2 separate regions of the Homo sapiens genome follow, and region 2 is linked to region 1. The links are chromatin loops, found by intact Hi-C in ENCODE. Cell type or tissue: heart left ventricle. All regions are shown on one strand. Links, peaks and the distances in the headings refer to the core of each region. The heading gives the core; the rest is flanking DNA. Region 1 overlaps TBC1D14 (TBC1 domain family member 14). Region 2 overlaps BLOC1S4 (biogenesis of lysosomal organelles complex 1 subunit 4).

Region 1 (8,509 bases), core at 510-8,509:
AAGGCTCTGGAAGTAAAACCAGAGTTCTAGGTCCTGGCTTGGGTGAGTCGTCTTGTCTCTCAGTCTGTTCTCAGCTATAAAACAGTAGCAACTGTACAGACCACTGTGGCGGTCAAGAGATAAGATATGTAAAATGGCTGGGCACTCACTCCCTCAAGTGCCAAGCCCTTTCTGTGTGCCAGGCAAGTACTGGTGCGGTCCACTTCAGTCCAACTCATCATTCCCAAGTTCCATCTCTGCATGGGACCAAATTTTGAAGTCTCTTGGTTTAAACCAAGCATCGATGCCCGTCTTGCTGTGCTCGTCAAAATCCCTGCAGACTAACAGGTAAAATAAACTGCCCACTTAAGTGACAGCTGCCACCCTGGACAACCCTAAAGGGAATTTATTTATTTATTTTTGAGGAGTCTCGTTCTGTCACCCAGGCTGAAGTGCAGTGGTGCAACCTTGGCTCACTGCAACCTCTGCCTCCCGGGTTCAAGCGATTCTCCTGCCTCAGCCTCCCAAGTAGCTGGGATTACAAGCGCGTGCCACCAGGCCCAGCTAATTTTTGTATTTTTAGTAGAGACAGGGTTTTGCCATGTTGGCCAGGCTGGTCTGGAACTCCTGATCTCAAGTGATCCACCCACCTCAGCCTCCAAAGTGCTGGGATTACAGGCGTGAGCCACTGCACCCAGCCCCCAGAAGGAATTTAGAACAAGGTTCTTCAAAGTTCTAGCAGCAGATCAGTTTGATTGGTCACAACAGCATTTTTAAAAAAAACAAAACAATAAAACACAGTACATAAATACAATTTGCTTCAGCTTTACACTTAGTTATGTCAGTACAATGAGTCTCAATTTAAAGTGTCTAACTGGGGATAATTTCAAAAAAGTTTGCAGGCTGTCAGTTTAGAAGCACAGTTGTTCGAAGTCCCTGCTCTGGGCAGCTTATAAGGAATCACGCTGGGAAAGACGAGACCATACCAACATGGCAGCAGCACCTCACTAGCAGCCAACTTGTGGGGTGTGGTCTGATGACCCAGCTAAGGTTGAAGAAAAAAGGCAGGGAGGCAGGGTGCCTGAGCAGAGCCCCAGTCTCATGCAGAGGGCTCTGCATGAGACTCAGCATGCAGGGCAAGAGGGAAGGGGCCATGTGGAAAAGAGGAAACTAATTTGTGAAGGGACCACGCGGGCCTGGCAGTTTAGGAGATCCTCAATCTCCAACCCAGCAGGGCTCACTCGACAGGGGCAATACGATGCAGGCAGAGGCTCCCACACAGGTGAGACCGTGAGATGTGCCAGGAGGGGCGAGCCACACACTGTGGGAGGAAGGGCAGGATGCCTGAGGCCAGGGGGACATGGGAAGCTTTCACAAAGGGGCCAGCTGAGTGGACAGACAGGTAAGACGTGGGCTAGAGGCCAAGAGGAAGAGGCACTCTGACAGCAGAAGCAGTGGCCAAGAGACACCCACAAGCAGGCTAGCACCAGGATTTGAACCGGGAATGGTGCAGAGTCAAAGTTGTTTTGCTCTAGATTTGAAGGTCTCAACACGTTACCCAGAGGTGCTGGGACAAGCCCCAGGAGAGAGAGGAGAGCCAGAGGAGAGACTATGAGGTATGGGGAGCCCCTCAGACGCATCCAGGGGCAGGGTCTACATTCCACGTGTGATCTGCACAGTGCTAAAGACAAGAAGGGCACGAGGCTCCTGAATTAGGTTTAACGTTTGTTGGTTTAAAAAGCGGGGGAAAAGCCTGCTTCAATGCACATTTGTTTTAAGAGCGAAAAGAAAGGATCATGATTCTCAAACAATGAAGAAGTATTCCTAAGCCTGGCACAGAGGTGCTGTGCCTGTGGTCCCAACTACTCAAGAGGCTGAGACAAGGATCACTTGAGCCCAGGAGTTCAAGGTTGCAGTAAGCCATAACCGCACCAGGGCAACAGGACAAGACCCTGTCTCAAAAAAAAAAAAAAAAAAAAAAAGAAAGAAAGAAAGAAAGAAAAAAGAAAGTACTCCTGGTAGAAAGACAAGAAAGGTCATCAATGCTACTTATGAACTGGAGGAACACTACAAAACAGCCAATGATGTCAATAACCTGCTACTGGAAGCCCCCTGACTTCCAGGAAGGAGCCTCTGGCTCCCTGGAAATCTATTTTACCTAGAAGAGGAAAGGGTCATCAGTCAAATCCTGTGCTTAAATCTCCGACCCCGCTGTCTGCAGTATCAAGATTCACCAGTGAAAATAACCTGAGGATTTGGGAGCGCGCCTGGAATAAAGCTGCCAAGGCAGGCTGGCCATCCGAGTGGTACCTATCAAAAGACTGACTTGAACTAATGCTGTGACAGCACGGCCACCACATCTGCACAGGCTGAGGACCCAGGGAAGCGCTGGGGGACAGCGGCAGGCCTGGTCTGAGCCAGCACCACCAGCAGAATGACCTTGAGCTCCTCCTCCATCCACAAGCCTGTTTCCTCATCTGTTACACTTGAAGATTAAATGAGAACCAGCATAAGCTGCAGAGCCAAAGCAGGTGCCCAGAAATGATAGGAGTATGACTGTCACTATATACTATGAAATTACTCTTCACAACATTCCACTCTAAGAGGGTTGCTTGTGGAAAAGGGCACGAAACTGAAAGTGTCCGCAACACCGCGGCTGGTCTCACACTTGGCCATTTGTAAAAGCAATTGTCTTGGAGGGGGGAGCCCAGTTTAGCATCTGGGAGGGGCTGTTTTGCCATTTTGAGGGGGAAGAATGGCCTGCACAGGTCTTAGAAAGGTCCCACCTTCCAAAAGGCAGCCCCGGCTAACCCCTGAAGCCTGACCTCACAGTAAGTAAAGCCACTGAGAACATCTGAGTGGTTCCTCTGGCCTGGGTTCTTTAACAAGCTGCAGTCCCCTCCTGGAAAGCGTTCTCTAAGTTACTGGGAATGTTGGCATTCTGGGAAGCACTCTCAGGAGTCCTTTTCTAATAGTCATATTCCTCCCAGAGCATCAAAAGTTAATATGCGGGCTGGTGAATGAAACATATTCAAAGGAACTAGGTTTTAACACGCCCGGTTGCTGTTGCAACCTGACCACCTCATTGGGCTCTAGAGCTCGGAGCGCAGTCTCATCTCCATACAAAGGCTCATCGGATCGCAGGCGAGGCCCTTCTGACCTCTAAGGGGGCTGCTGGGCCTGGCCCGGCTCTGAAAACAGGGTAAGGAGGACTCAAAGGACGTGCTCGCTCACGCTGTCTCTCGTCGTCCTAGTAAACGTGAACCAGAAGAAAATACGTGGAAACACAGACACAAAGAGTACCAGGGAGGAGAGCGCATCAGCAGCATGCACAGCAAGCTTCGGCTGTTGAGGACAGATACACGTGATGCTCGCACACCCGCACAACCGCACACATGCACACTCGCACCCTCCACCTGCGCGGGGCCGCAGGGCTGGCAGGCCCAGGACAGGACAGGCCCACGGGACCGGGCAGGCCTGGGGCGCAGGGAGAGGCACCGGCCCGCACCCCGACTCACCATGAACGCCGGGGCCTTAGAGGCGCGCGGCCGGAGGCTCCATGCCCAGCGAGCGGAGGGCCGGCCTCCCTCCCTCCCTCCCGGACCGCGGGCGGGCGGGCGGACGCGGCGGCTCCTCAGACTCGCGGGGCGGGGCGGGGCGGCAGGCCGCTCAATCGCGCGCAGACACAGCGAGGCGATCCGCGCTGCCGGCTCGGCGCGTCAGGCCTGGCTGGAGACTCCCAAGGGGGCGGGGCTGATGAGCGGCGAGGGGCGGGCACAAGGGGCGGGGCTGGGGCGTCCCCGTGGTACGGCCCCACCGGCCGTAAACACCGGGGACGCGCGCCGACAGGCGGAGAGCCAGCTTCTGCCTTAAAGATCACCCGAGAGCTGAGAAACGTGTTGCCAAAAGAAATTGCACAAAAATAGTCGCACTAGTGAGCTCTGGGTGGCGGGGTGATTGTGAGCAGTTTTTACGGGCTACCGTGGCTCCTGTTTTTCACAAAGTATTAACAGGTGGGTTTAAAACGTCAGGGAGCACACAAAACACTCAGAGAAGCCGAACAGGCGCCCCGGGGCTGCCGGGAGGGAGACGGAAGCTGGCGGGACAGCGCCCTTCAGATGGCGCGGTACGCTGTCGATGAGACCTCAGGTTTTTAAAAACAGTCTTTAAACTTCGACCCTACACCATAAGGACTACGTCGGGTCAAAATTACTTCTGGTCAGCCGCGGGCCCCAGGTCCCAGGGCTGAGCAAGTCCGGTCTGCGACAACACGAGGCTCTCCCGTGACGGGGCCTAGCCCAAGGCTCCCCCCGCAGATCTCCTGGGATTCAGAACTACCAAATCGCCGGCAGACAGGTCTCCATCAGAGGAAGCCTGTGACGGCCGCCAGGATAAAATAAAAAGGACAATGGCAAGTGATAGCAAAGACTTAGAGAAGCTGGAATTCTCCTAAATCCTTGGTAGGAGTGTAAAATGGTGCAGCTTCTTCTATAATTCAGCATCCCCTACCATACTCCCTGGAACCCACCCAAGAGAAATACGACCAGAGAGACTTGCATGCAAACATTCCTAACAGCATTGTCCACGCCAACCAGAACGTCCACCAACCGCGGATGCATGAGCAGCAGGGAAATGGCCATGAAAAGAAACTGCTGAGACATGGGCCTACATGGATGAACCTCAAAAACGCTAGGCCAGGTGAAAGATGCCAGACAAGAAAATTCCATTATTCCATTTATGTGACACTTCTTAAAAAGGTAAATCTCTAGAGAGGAAGCAAATTCATGTTTGCCTGGGGGTGAGAGTGGGATCAACTGCAAACAGGCACGAAGGAACTTTTTTGGGTGATGAAAAATAAAACTTTGGATGTCGAACATATTTTGAAACTAGATTGCAATGATAGTTGCATAACTGTATACATTTATTAAAATCGTGGAACACTTACAATGAGTGGATCTCATGGTATATTATTTATACCTCAAGCCATTTTTAAAAATAGGATAAAAGGGAAAGAGGCTGATTCTGGCTGAAAGGATTAGCGAACGCCTTGTTAAGACAATTATCCAAAATTTGAAAATAAGGCAAAAGCAGGAGTAGGGGTTATTCTTTCAATTAATTCCTGGGCACTTTTAGCATGGCTGCCTAAAGATTAATTATCTAGGACACTGTCCCTGTGCTATTTGTTACTCCATTCAAGCCCCGATACTGTAAAGTTACATATTAACTTGTAGATAATGTCCAAAAGAAAAGATAACCCCAAAGATTATGTTTTATTGTCACCAGTTTGTTTGTTCATTGAAATCTAACCTAGCCATCTTACTCTAGTTCTTTTTGGGTTTTACGCATATATGTGTGTACAAACACACACACACCCCTAATTCCTCAAATGCTCTTGGCATAAGTTTTATCTCTTACTGGTCTCCTCAAGGCGTAAAATAAATCTTTGACCTTGATCATTTTAATTTTAAAAAAGGTAAAAGTCGTGAGAAAAAGGAGTGTTTTATATGAAAAGAATAAAGGGACATATAATTAAGGCAATACACAAACCTGACTGGATCCTGGTTCAAAAAGAACAGCTTGATACAACTGAGGAAATTAGAACATGCTCTGGGTATCAGATGCTACTATGGAATTCCCCATCATTCTCCTGGGTGTGGTAACAGTCATGGTTATGTAGGAGAATGTCTTTACTCTTAAGAGCTGTGTGCTGAAGTATTTAGCAGTAAGATGTCATAATACTGCAAATGGTTCAATTTTTTAAAAAATAGAGGCACAATAAAGTAAATATGGCAAAATGTCAACAGCCGCTCCATCTAAGTGGGGCACATTAACACATTAAATTGCCCAGGCGAGGGCAAAAGCATTCAAAAGCTCCCAGGGGCTTTTCTCTCGGTCTTTCTGGGAAGCGGCATCAATTGAGCTGCACCATCTCTTCGGCGTTCACAATCGTACACAACGGGCCACCCGCCTGCAGACACCACTGCCGAGTCCAAGGTCAGCCAGAAACCAGACTTAGAACACAGACAGTCCCCTCCTTACAATCACAGGCTACTACAGCTTCAAGTTATGTGTTTAACAAGATTCCTAAGCATACCAGAGAGAAGGTGCTCAAAGAACTCAGTCTGCAATTACATCATGTCTATGCAATTGTGTGGACGAAATTTACACATACATAATTTGTCTCAGAGAAAGGCCTGGGAGGGCAGACATGAAACCATCAGAGACTCCTGTAACGGGGGCTGTGAAGTCTCAGGAGGGAAAGGATTTTCCTGTCTTGCATCTATCATTTGAGTATTTGATAAGTATTTTTTCATAAATTGTATTTAAAATGTGAAAAATAATTTTTAAGCTAATTCAGATGGCATCAAAAATCGATTTCACCAACTATTTCCAAACCACACCGAATTATTACTGCAGCAAGGTTGTTTTTTGGGTCTGTTGCTGGCTTTTTTCTATGCACACAAGACTGAAGGTCTAGCTGTGACAGGAGACCACAATGAGGAGTCCTGACCGTGCCGAAGCTCCCATGGGATGCCAGGATGCCAGCCACTGCTCCACGACCCCATGCTGCATTGTACTTCACCCTCACGAGCATAGGCAATGTGAGCACTACCTCTGCAGAGGATACTGAGGCTCAGAGAGACAAAGACATGGGCTTAAGTCCACACGACTGACTGTAAATGACAGAACCAAGGTACACATTCCAGCTTTCTAATCCCAAAGCCAGAGTCTTCCCAACCCACCCCAACCCCATGTTCACAGGCCTGAGACCCCTCTCACCCCAGTACTGTGAAAGGCCCCAGTAAAGACCTGTAAAAGAACAAATGTGTTTCCTGTTCCTGAATTCCTATTCCTTCTGGCGAGACGCAGCAGTAAGACTGAACACAAGATCCACAGTGTTTGCACCAAAGAAACTGTGCTCTCAACACTACCCTCTCCAACTAACGGAAACTTATCACTTCCACATTAGGAAAAATAAGCAAAACTTAGGAAGCATTAAGCATTAAATAGGAATTTCAGTCTTTATTGTTAAAAGGCATTGGGGATGAAGAATTTATACTTCTCAGAATAAATAAGCTGTTACCAGGATAATAGAAGACTAAAAAGGAAAGTGCAAATTAAACAACCATGCTGCCATTTCCCCTGTAGAAACTTCAGATCACTTCCTTCTTTCTAGTTCTTGGCATCATGTGGAAGTATGATATGTAATTAACCTGCTGCTTCTCTAAACCCCAACATTAATGGGGACAAATGGGGATTAGACATTTTATGGGATAATCTCCTGATAGACCTGTTCTCCACCAAACGATCCCAGTCCCATACAAACATGACCTCTACCACCTTGACAAGCCAAAACTTCCAGAGTAGGTTCAGCTTTCAACTCGGTCACCAGCTGTATAATGTTTCCCTCTGCTCTGGCCACTAGAAAGCTCAATGTAAAATTTGTAGCACACCTCTAGGAGTTACATGAGATTCTGTGAGTTGTATCTTGGGGCATCCACTTACGTCTGGTTTCATCTTGCTGTCCTTTGCCCAAATTTCCTCAACAATTTTTCTGTCATTCTACACATTAAAAATATATATATATATTTTAAAGGCCGGGTACGGTGGCTCACGCCTGTAATCCTAGCACTTTGGGAGGCCAAGGCAGGCGGATCACTTGAGGTCAGGAGTTCAAGACCAGCCTGGCCAACATGGTGAAACCCTGTCTCTACTAAAAATACAAAAATTAGCCAGAAATTGCTTGAACCCAGGAGGCAGAGGTTGCAGTGAGGCGAGATCGTGCCACTGCACTCCAGTCTGGGCAACAGAACAAGACTTTGTCTCAAAAAAAAAAATTCTTTTAAGTAGACATGTACACAGAACAAAATACAAAAGGTACAAAAGTGTATACAGTGGAAAGTAGGTCTCCCTCCTATCTCCCATGTACCCAGTTTGTTCTCCTCTCCAAAGAAATTCCACTAATAGCTATTTTGTAAGTACCCTTCCAAATATGGTCTCTGCATTTATGAGGATGTGTGTGTATCTTTAGCCACATAGACCACACTATACAAATAGTGATCCATCTTGCTTTGTGAGGTCGGTGCAGTATTTCATTTAGGATTTCACCAATTCCCTGCCAAACATTTAGATAGCTTCCAATCACTTGTGCTGCGATCAATACCCTTATACAACTGTCATTTCACCTATATGCGTATTCATCTGTAGGAGAAATTAACAGAAGTGGAAATGCTGGGTCAAAAGAACCCTAAATGATCCATTAATTCATGTTAATTTTTTGAATTAACATACAGTTAGCTTTTTAGTGTATATAGTCCTATGACTTCTAAAATGTTGCCTTGTAGCCACCATTATGACAATCAAGATATAAAACAGTTGGATCACTCTCAAAACCTCCTTTGTGTTAGCCCTCGGTAGTCACACCCTACCCCACCCCTGGCACTGTGAATCTGTTCTCCATCACTACAACTTTGTCTTTTCAAGTATGTGATACAAATGAAATCACAGCACGCAAACTTTCGAGACTGAC
Region 2 (10,420 bases), core at 2,421-10,420, 270 kb after region 1:
TTCCTTCTCTCCTCCTCCCCCAGGACAGAAACAAAATTAAAAATGTTTCCACTGAAAGGTGAATAGTGCCTCACAAAACTCTGTCCTCCTCGCCCCCTGAGCTCAAGGACTCTCCAACAATTTCAGAAAGTAGGTGCCTTGAGTAACCCCATTCTGCAGATAAAAAGACTGAGGGTCAGAGAGCACCAGTAACTTGCCCAAATTCACAGCTAGTAAAATAATGGTACAGGAGGCTGGATGTGGTGGCTCACGCCTGTAATCCCAGCACTTTGGGATGCTGAGGTGGGCACGAGGTCAGGAGGTCAAGACCAGCCTGGCCAACATAGTGAAACCCCATCTCTACTACAAATACAAAAAATTAGCTGGGCATGGTGGGGGGCACCTGTAATCCCAGCTACTTGGGAGGCTGAGGCAGGAGAATTACATGAACCTGGGAGGCAGAGGTTGCAGTGAGCCAAGATCACGCCACTGCACTCCAGCCAGGGTGACAGTGCGAGACTCCATCTCCGAAAAAAAAAAAAAAAATGGAACAGGGATGGAACCAATCTCTGCCTGAATGCCATGCCCATGTATTTTATCACCACAGTGTGTGTGTGTGTGTGTGTGGTACGTTGTGTGTGTGAGGCATGTGTGGGATGCATATGTGCATAATGTTTGTGTGTGTGGTATGTGGCGTGTGTGTACATGATGTGTGTTGTGTGTGCATGTGTGATATGTGGTGTAATGTGTGTGATACACATGCATGCATGCATGTGTACGTGTTGTGTCTGCATGCGTGTGTGGTATGATTGTGTGTGATGTGTGTGCATGCGTGTGTGGTATGATTATGTGTGATGTGTGTGCATGCGTGTGTGGTATGATTGTGTGTGATGTGTGTGCATGTGTGTGCATGTGTGTGTAGTATGATTGTGTGTGATGTGTGTGCATGTGTGTGTGGTATGACTGTGTGTGATGTGTGTGCATGTGTGTGTGGTATGACTGTGTGTGATGTGTGTGCATGCGTGTGTGGTATGATTGTGTGTGATGTGTGTGCATGTGTGTGTGGTATGATTGTGTGTGATGTGTGTGCATGCGTGTGTGGTATGATTGTGTGTTGTGTGCATGCGTGTGTGGTATGATTGTGTGTGATGTGTGTGCATGTGTGTGTCGTATGATTGTGTGTGATGTGTGTGATGTGTGTGCACGCATGTGTGGTATGATTGTGTGTGATGTGTGTGACGTGTGTGCATGTGTGTGGTATGATTGCGTGTGATGTGTGTGCATGTGTGTGGTATGATTGCGTGTGATGTGTGTGCATGTGTGTGGTATGATTGTGTGTGATGTGTGTGCATGCGTGTGTGTATGATTGTGTGTGGTGTGTGTGCATGCGTGTGTGATGTGCGTGATGTGTGTGCGTGTGTGTGTGGTATGATTGTGTGTGATGTGTGTGCATGCATGTGTGATGTGTGTGATGTGCGTGCGTGCGTGTGTGTGCACATGCTGCCTAGTTGTTCCAAGGCACATCCAAAAATTCGACCTGGCCAGGACAGCAGGGGTAGGCCACCAGGCTCACTCACAGCAGCTGGTGGAGAAGCAGTCCCGGGGCCCTGCCTGCCAGTGCCCTGAGCTGGGTGCCTGCTCTTCCGACCACTGTTTCCTTCACGTGTCGGGGCCTCCTGGAGTTTGGTCCATCCCTGGCAGGCTGGTGGGCAGGATGTGGAGCCGAGCCCCGGATTCGGGGGGCCCTGGTCTTCCCAGCCCCTCAAAGGTGGACCCAGTGATGACAGAGCGGCAATGCCCCCGTCCACTGTCCCCAGCCTGTCCTCCCCTTTGTCTTCCTCTAACTGAACACCTTCCTGGTGACACACTGCAAGCCAAGGCCCCAGGAGCAGCCTCTCCCTGCCACCCCGCTCCCACGTGTTCCTTGGCACGTGGTGCTCTGACAGTGCCCCCAGGCACCTGGGCAGGTCCCCACCCCCCTGTCTGTGCAGGCTTTCCTTTCCTGGGGCTCCCTCCCTCGCCTGATGCACCTGGCAGCTTCCTTTGCCCGCTCTGCCAGGGCTCTGCCAAGGCCGAGGCCCAAGGCCGTCTTCGCTGACTCCTCATTGTTGCCCATGCTGTATCCTCTGAGCAGTCCAGCCCCACACGTGTCCCTCTGGCCCTGCTGGTGCTGGCTCGGTGGCCAGTGCTAACTCGGCTGGCCTACCCTCGAGCTGCTCCCTGCTAGGGCAGAGTGGCCACGGTGGGTGTTCCCGTTACTGTGGCTGCAGAGCACATTCATTCAGCTCACAAAGTCTGTGGGTCAGGAATTTGGGCAGGACACAGAGGGAACGGCTTGTCTCTGTGTCATGACGTTTGGGGCCTCCACTGAATGACTCAGAGGCTAGGGCTCGAACATGGAGGCTGGGTCGCTGCCACGCTGGCTGTCTGGGGGGCCTTGGGTCCTCCCACATGGCTCTCTGCACTGTCTTGTCGTGTGGGCTGGCCTGGGCTTCCTTGCAGCGTGGTGCCTGGCTTCTTTCAGAATGAGTGTCCTGAAGGATAGAGGAAGATGGTCAGGAGACCCACGGGGTGGGCCGAGTGTCCAAGTCACGCTGTGCAGAGGACATAGGGATTTGTCGCTCAAGGGCATGTGATCTGCCTATCCCCAGAGCCTGATGCCAGGCTGGCCCCAGCAGGTACTCGGGAGACTTGTGGTGGTCTGTTGAGCTCATGTAGTCCCCATCACAGTCTCCAGATGAGGAAACCGAGGCCCAAAGAGTTGCAATCATTCACTCAAGGGCCTCAGCTCTGGGGACCCTCCCAACTGCACCACGCTGGCCCCCAGTGCCCAGAGACGAGAAGTCCAGGGACCCAAGGCCTGGGTGTCAGTGTTGACATCAGGCAGAGCTGGCCAGGCCCCTCTTGGGGTATGTGGAGAAATGCTTGAACTTTGGCAGGTTCCAAGCACAGAGCAGGGTCAATGCATACTTGTGATGAGCGTGTGTCCTTACAGTCATGCTCTGTCACCCGGTGACTCCCTCGTCCCCCACCAACTTCAGTCAGGGACAGCCTTAGGGATCTGTGGCAGTGTGGTACAGACTGCGGTGCAGACTGGGCCTGTTGCCTGCGGGCAGATCTCAGGATAAACAGGCGGCCACTGAGTGTAACTCCACTCTGATGAGTTACTCCCAGTGAAGTCCCCAGTGGCTCCTGTGGTCCCCAGGGTAAAGGTCACAGTCTTTAAAGGTGTAGTCTTTGAAGATCCCACCTGCTCCCTGTCCTCCTTGCCAGCCTCAAGTTGTCAAAGCCTCAGAGGTTCCCACACCCTGAAGTCAACCATCAGCAGAACAAGATGCCCACGCTCTGCAGGCTGCAGGGGTCGAGGCCAGCAACCTGGCTGCAGAGCCCAACTCCTTCGCACCTGGTCTTGGGCCCCAGGTGCTCTCCAGGGCTCTTGGGGTGAAGCCTAAATGCCTTGCTTGGCCTGAACTGGTCCCTCTCTACAAAGCAGCGCCTCTCACTCCCTCCTCATGGCCTGGGAATAACGGGAGAGGGGGAGATGAGTTAGGATGGAGGCTTTGACCGGGATGTAGATAAGCGTGGCTACCCCTGGGCGCCGCTGAGCTGCTCACCAGGCTCTCCTTGTGTGAGGCCAGGAGCCCACTGGGAAGTAACTTGTCGCAGTGGAAGAGAAAGTCATGTGGGTCAAGTGTGGTCACAGGCCAGCAAGCCTGGCTGGAGGGGAAGGGAGACTTGGGCAAGTGGAACATCAGCTTCAGTCGCTCATCAGACCTCTGGCCAGGGCCCCATTGGCGTCAGCCGCTCATCGGACCCCCGGCCGGGGCTCACGGCTCTGCCAGAGCACTGCACTGGGAAGGGGCTGGAGGGTCCAGCCGTACTCACTGGTCGCAACGGCCAAGAGGGGGAAGCAACCCAGGTCCACTGACAGAGTGGCTAAGCCAAGGGGGGCACGCACAGCATGGAGTAGTATTCAGCCCTAAAAAGGAAGGAGATTCTGACACAGGCTACAATGTGGATGAACCCTGAGGACACTATGCTCAGTGGTAGAAGCCAATCACAAAACGATGAATACTGCAGGGTTCCACTTCTGTGAGGTCCCTAGAGTCGTCAAATTCATAGAGACACAAAGTAGAATGGGGGTGCCAGGGGCTGGGGCATGGGGAATAGAGAGCTAGTGTGTGATGGGGACAGAGCCTCACTTGGGGGAGAAGAGAAGGTTCTGAAGATGGATGGGTGGTGATGGTTGTGCATTAATATGTATGTACTTAATGCAAGTAAATTGTACTCTCAAAGTGGATAAAATGGTAATTTATGTTACGTGTATTTTACAATTTTAGAAAAAAGATAATAAAAACTGGCTAAACTGCAAAAAGTCAGTAAGAAAATAAGAACAATTACATTTCCAACTTAAACGTCTTTCTGAACTGTTTTATTTTTTGAGGTAGATACTATTTATTATTTCTCATTCTACAGGTGAGAAATCTGAGCCTTGGAGATGAGAGATAACTCACCTAATGTTATATAGATAGGCAGTGGCAGGACAAAACTTTGGGCCATGTCTGACCACGACGCTATATAATTTGTCTTCTGTTCTAGAGCATTCTTGTGTATGTCAACCCATTCCTAAATCCCGCAGTACATACAACATATCAAGTTTGTTTTTTCTCCCTCCCTCTCATTGGCATTTACCATCTTTCTTGAATTTTGGATCGAATGTCTGAACAAGTTTGTAAAGCAGTAGTGCTGGCAGTTGAAAACTGAAAATCAGCATGTTCCAAACCACTCCTAATTCTCACATCACTAGCAAACACACATACACAGACACACTCACACACACACACCCCTTCCATCTTGCTGGCTCTTATTTCAATTAATAGTGTAACAGGAAACAATCTTCTATTAAGAAAGTCTACCAGAAAGTGTTTTCAAGTCTAGGAATTGCGACAGATATTTAGGGAGTCTGGTGTGTTTGTGTGTGTGTGTGTGTGTGTGTGTGTGCGTGTGTGTTTGAGATGAAGTTTCGCTCTTGTCACCCAGGTTGGAGTGCAGTGGCGCAATGTCAGCTCATTGCAACCTCTGCCTCCTAGGTTCGAGCAATTCTCCTGCCTCAGCCTCCCAAGTAGCTGAGACTACAGGTGTGGGCCACCACACCCAGCTAATTTTTGTATTTTTAGTAGAGACAGGGTTTCATCATGTTGGCCAGGCTGGTCTCGAGCTCCTGACCTCAGGTGATCTGGCCACCTTGGCCTCCCAAAGTGCTGGGATTACAGGCGTGAGCCACTGAGCCCAGCCAACTCTGGTGTTTTTTGTTTTTGCATTTTTTTTTTAACATGAGAAAACACTGAAATGGGTTTTCTGGGTTTTCCAGTACAAGTCTCAGATTGAGACAAAAAAAAAAGAGTAAAATTATTCTGCACACCTAAAGTAATAGGTTGTCTTCTTTAGGTGAGTGAGAGAGAGAGAGAGAGAGAGCGAGAGAGCTGCTTGAAGGCACTAGCAGGCTGCCAGCATCTGAAGAGCTCCTGGACCAGGGTCTCAGGAATGACACAGGCCTGGGGTGGCCTGATGTTTGGGGCTGTTTCCACCTCAGAGACATTTGGTGATTCGGGCGGACACTGGGGCCCTGGGCGATGTTTTTGACGGAGTTGGTGGGGGGTGTGCGCTGGTAAATGTCTCCCTTTGCTTGGGACCCCAGAGGCCTTGGATCCCAGCAGCCAGGGTGAACTGGGAAGAAAAGGAGCACAGGGCAGGTGTGACTCGGGAACAGCACTCAGATGCCGGAGTTGATCCATGAAGGTTCAGCGGACTGAGTGCGCCTACTATGAAACAAATGCTTGTCAGGTCAGACAAGGAGAGTCAAGTCCGATGATATCTTGTTTATGAGCCGCATCTAGAGCGTAAGGATGGAGCAGGGAGGAAGGGGGAAGGTTGGAGGAAGACGCATCCACAGGCCCTGGCCAAGGGAGGCGGGAGCTGGGCTGACGGGGGAGCAGCCTGTGGGCCCTGAAACCCTCCCTGCTCTCCTTGCCAGCACCTGCTCATCCTCAATGTCCCTGTCATTCCCTCAGTGGGTACGTTTTCAGTGCCTTCTCTGTGCTAGGTGCCTGGTACCAGGTGTCACGGATTCAGAGTGGACAAAATGGAAAAACACCACAATCTTCCTCCTCGTTGGGGAGACAGACAAACTGTACATAAATAAATGATCGTGCTCCTTTCGGGGAGAGATAAGAGCCAGGTGGACATAAACAGGCCTTGTCTTCTGCCCCCACCAGACAGGGCACGTCCAAATTAGCACCCTGTCTGCCTCCCTCACCTAATTTCCTCCCCTCCTACCCCCATGCAAATATAGCCACTGTGCCTTGGGCTGCAGCTGCCGTCCCCACTCTGTCTGCACACTGGGAGCCCCTCGAGCATGGACAGGATCTTGGGGCTCTGAATTTCCAGTGCCCAGTGACCGTGGCAGGATATAAGGCTTTAGTTTCCCGAGGACAGGGGCTGGACCAGCTGTTTTCAGGCCTTTCCCGCTCCTGCAGCGCCCCCTGGTGTGGGGGGACCAGTCTCTGCAGCCACCGCGGACCCCACACCCCACAGCCAGAGGGTCCTCGCATCCTTCCTGATGACCAAGTTCCCTCCCACGGGCTCACACCCGACCGCTGGAACCCTTGCTTCCCTTGGACCATGAACAGTATAGAGGAGACGCTCTCATTCTCCATTAGTGGGTCAAATGGTTTCAGTCACTTTGGGAAATGGTGGTTTGTGGTTTTTTTAATTAAATTAATTTTTTTTTTTTTGAGACAGGGTTTTGCTCTGTTACCCAGGTTGGAGGACAGTAGCGTGATCACAGCTCACTGCAGCCTTGAACTCCTGGGCTCAAGTGATCCTCCTGCCTCAGCCTCCTGAGTAGCTGGGACTACAAGGCACGAGCCACCGTGCCTGGCTAATTTTTGTATTTTTAGTAGAGCCGGGGTCTCACTATGTTGCCCAGGCTGGCCTCGAACTTCTGGCCTCCAGTGATCCTCTGGCCTAGGCCTCCCAAAGCCCTGGGAATACAGGCATGAGCCACTGTGCCTGAATCTGGATAACTTCTCAGCACATAAAAGGAGTCTTCTTAGAAGGATAGTTTTGTAAGTTCTGTATCAACATCCCAGGGCACGATTAGGAACAAAGCCCCATTGGAGCCCACGGGAATGTCTGTGTGGTGTTTGACTGAACCTTAGGTTGGACTCAACTGGATTGGGCGTCTGACTTTCTCACCCACTGGCCTGCCCAGCTCTTGGGAAAGAATCACATCTTGTTTTTCTTTGTGTCCTAGTCTTCCCATGGTGCTTGATTTCTGAGCCAGCCCTTAGTCTGACTGAATTCTCCTGTCTGCCTTTCTGTCTCGCATTCCTTATGGAGTGCCTACATTTTGTGTAGTCGTTCATTCACTCAGTCACTCTGACAATCGCTTATTGCACAGATATGTGAGTGTACCAGGGATGTGCTACCTGCTTGCTGAGCATGCAGCCAAGTGGATGCAGCTAACATCCACTTGTTACTCCAGGTGAGTAAGGCAGACAGTCATCAGATAATGACACAAACACATTTCACAAACTGTAACAAGCGCTATGAAGGGGACAGTTCATATGTCCCCTTTCCATATCCTCATATGAAAGATGCTATGGGGCATCTTTCGAGGTCAAGGGAAGGCTGCAGGGGAGTGAGCAAGGGGGCAGGAGCCACCTCAAGCCAGAGAACAGAAATTGGGCTTTATTCTAATATGAAGAGAAGCTAATGAGAGCTTTAGGCAAAGCCCAATATGTCTGATTTATGTTGTTTAAAGACCCCTTTGGCTGATGTGTTACATGCGGGAGTGGCTTGGAGCGGGGAAGGGGAAGCAGGAGACCACTTAAGAGGCTGTTGAGTGGCCCAGGAGAGATGCCAGTGGCTTGGATGGGTTGGGTAGCAGTGGGGATGGACAGAGCACTGGGAATATGCATTGTGGGAGTGCCAAGGTGGATAGGTGGATATTAGTTCTTTTTTCTTTTTTTTCAGACAGAGTCTTGCTCTGTCGCCCCGGCTGGAGTGCAGTGGCGTCATCTCCGCTCCGACTCCCGGGTTCACACCATTTTCCCGCCACAGCCTCCTGAGTAGCTGGGACCACAGGCGCCCACCACCATGCCTGGCTAATTTTTTTTTTTTTTTTTTGTATTTTTAGTAGACAGGGTTTCACCATGTTAGCCAGGATGGTCTCGATCTCCTGACCTTGTGATCCGCCTGCCTCAGCCTCTCAAAGTGCTTGTGAACTACCGCGCCCGGCCCCTAATTACTGCTTTTGAATGTTAACTTTAAGTGAAAAATCTTTTAGCAATGTTTTGTTATGTAAGGATATTTTCATATTCAGTGACTATGTCATCGAAACACATGAATTACTTATAGGGGTACCAGCAGTTGCTGAATATTAAATGTAGGTTACTTGTTCTTTCAGCTTCTACATTCAGAGTTCCTTAATTTGTCGTCAATGAACCACCTGAATAAAAAACGTAAATATGTGACAATGAAGGTCCACGAAAGCTAGGTGCAAGATTACATGATCAGATTCTTCACAACACACAGCTAAATGAAAATACAGCTACTCTATGAACCTCAAAGATCTTTGATGACACTGCAAATGACACAAAAGCAACCTAAGCTGTATGCTTTTTTAGCATCTACTATTTAGGAGGGCCACCTTATAAAATAGATTTGAATCTCAATAAAAGTCTACTGTATCCGCAGGAAAATCCTAATACCATTCACTCACACAAATAATTTAACTATCCATTTCGAGAGGAAAGAAATATACCATGCTCTGGACGGGCGCGGTGGCTCACGCCTGTAATCTCAGCACTTTGGGAGGCCGAGGCAGGTGGATCACGAGGTCAGGGGATCGAGACCATCCTGGCTAACACAGTGAAAACCCGTCTCTACTAAAAAAAAATACAAAATACAAAAAAAATTAGCCGGGCATGGTGGCAGGCGCCTGTAGTCCCAGCTACTCAGGAGGCTGAGGCAGGAGAATGGCGTGAACGCGGGAGGCGGAGCTTGCAGTGGGCCGAGATTGCGCCACTGCACTCCAGCCTGGGCGACAGAGCATGACTCCGTCTCAAAAAAAAAAAAAAAAAAAAAAAAGAAAAGAAATATACCATGCTCTGAAATAGAAGCTACAGCTTTTCACATTAGCTCTCTAAAGGAGGTATACTCAAGCCCCTTTTCTTTATCCCACTACTAAAAAAGCACATGAGCAGTACGTCTATTTCAAACACACACAAGGAAATACGTAAAGCTCTTTTCAGAAGGAAATCATTTCCAATAAAACTCAAAATTTCTATTAACATTTAAATTATAAACCAAACATTGGCAACCCACATATATATATACACACACACACACATATGTTTGCTATGGACAAATGAAGACTGTGAGGTCATACTTTCAAATACAACTTTGGAATTAGTCACAAAAAATCAACATATATTCTCAGAAATTGTACCATTTCCTTTGGTCTACAATCCACGCTATAGGAGGTTTAATATAATATTAAATAATGTACCATTTACCCTAAAAGTAGGTTCTAGAAAACTGACTATTAGGATTGAATAACAAGGCTTTAATGGCTCAATTTTCTTATGATTATACAAACATATAAATCTTGAAAAGGTAACGCCATTTAGTAAAATCCATAAAAATAACAGTTTTGCCACAGTGCAGAGAAAAGTTCATTCAGTTTGATTCCCCATGCCCTCGACAAGCAGCTTTCTGATTAGAGCTGGAAGACACAGGCTGGGTGCAGTGGCGACCCCGTAGTCCCAGCTACTGGGGAGGCTGAGGTGGAAGGATCACTTGAGCCCAGGAGTTTCCGAACAGTCTGGGCAACATACCAAGACCCTGTCTCTTTTTTTAAACTTGGAAGACATAAAGTCTATACATTCTACACTGAATCATGAATATACTACGGAGAGTTTGTAGAAAGTAAACTTTAAAATCCCACACTCCAACATCATATATGTCCATAAGCAGGATTTGCAATTCACTTCATACTGGAGGTAAGCACCCCAGCTGGGGTCCTCTTGCCGCAGTGGTCAGGCCGTCAGAGCTGAGGCCTTTCACTGCAACAAGGGAAGTAGTCTTCGGTCCGAAACAGGACGGGGGCTTCGTAGCCGGCTTGCTGTGGCCTCGAGGGAGCAGACTTGCTAAAGAGCGAGGGCACGTTCATCGTGTGCAGGAGCTTCTTGAACGCCCTGGGGAAGGTGCCCAGCTCGGCCTCGGCCTTGGTGACCTGCTCCTCCATCCTGGCCACGCGGCCCCCCACCATCCTCACGAAGGCCTCCAGCCGGTCGATCCTGCTGTAGATGCGCCGCATCTCGGCGGCCTTCGCGTGGATGCGCGGCACGCCCTCGCTGACGACGTGGGACGAGTC

Evidence for each region. A loop is a pair of places that touch in the nucleus more often than their neighbours do. Peaks named below come from ENCODE experiments on the same cell type or tissue, not always from the same donor. Only the 100,000 strongest peaks of a DNase experiment are listed, where the experiment ranks them.
Region 2: a loop joins it to region 1, with 2.9 times the contacts of the local background. A loop is called at or near these places in 51 of 110 quality-filtered maps.

What each region holds. Positions count from the first base shown.
Region 1 is chr4:6,982,338-6,990,846 of GRCh38, reverse strand. The region is part of intron 3 of TBC1D14 (TBC1 domain family member 14); the gene reads right to left. Among named protein-coding and RNA genes, the nearest start is that of CFAP184, 56 kb to the left of the region's middle. RefSeq lists enhancers at 3,221-3,270, 3,376-4,135, 4,061-4,140, 4,281-4,330, 4,136-4,895 and a silencer at 3,371-3,780. In heart left ventricle, for the core only: a CTCF peak has its summit at 3,812; DNase peaks (open chromatin) are centred at 3,716 and 4,276; H3K4me3 peaks cover 3,251 bases; H3K27ac peaks cover 2,553 bases.
Region 2 is chr4:6,716,534-6,726,953 of GRCh38, reverse strand. BLOC1S4 (biogenesis of lysosomal organelles complex 1 subunit 4) reads right to left here. Exons shown (of 1, transcript NM_018366.3): 1 at 9,290-10,420. The coding sequence ends at 10,091. Among named protein-coding and RNA genes, the nearest start is that of BLOC1S4, 5.6 kb to the right of the region's middle. RefSeq lists enhancers at 1-273, 9,739-10,378. In heart left ventricle, for the core only: CTCF peaks have their summits at 6,331 and 6,543 (motif pointing left); a DNase peak (open chromatin) is centred at 6,523; H3K4me3 peaks cover 1,730 bases; H3K27ac peaks cover 396 bases.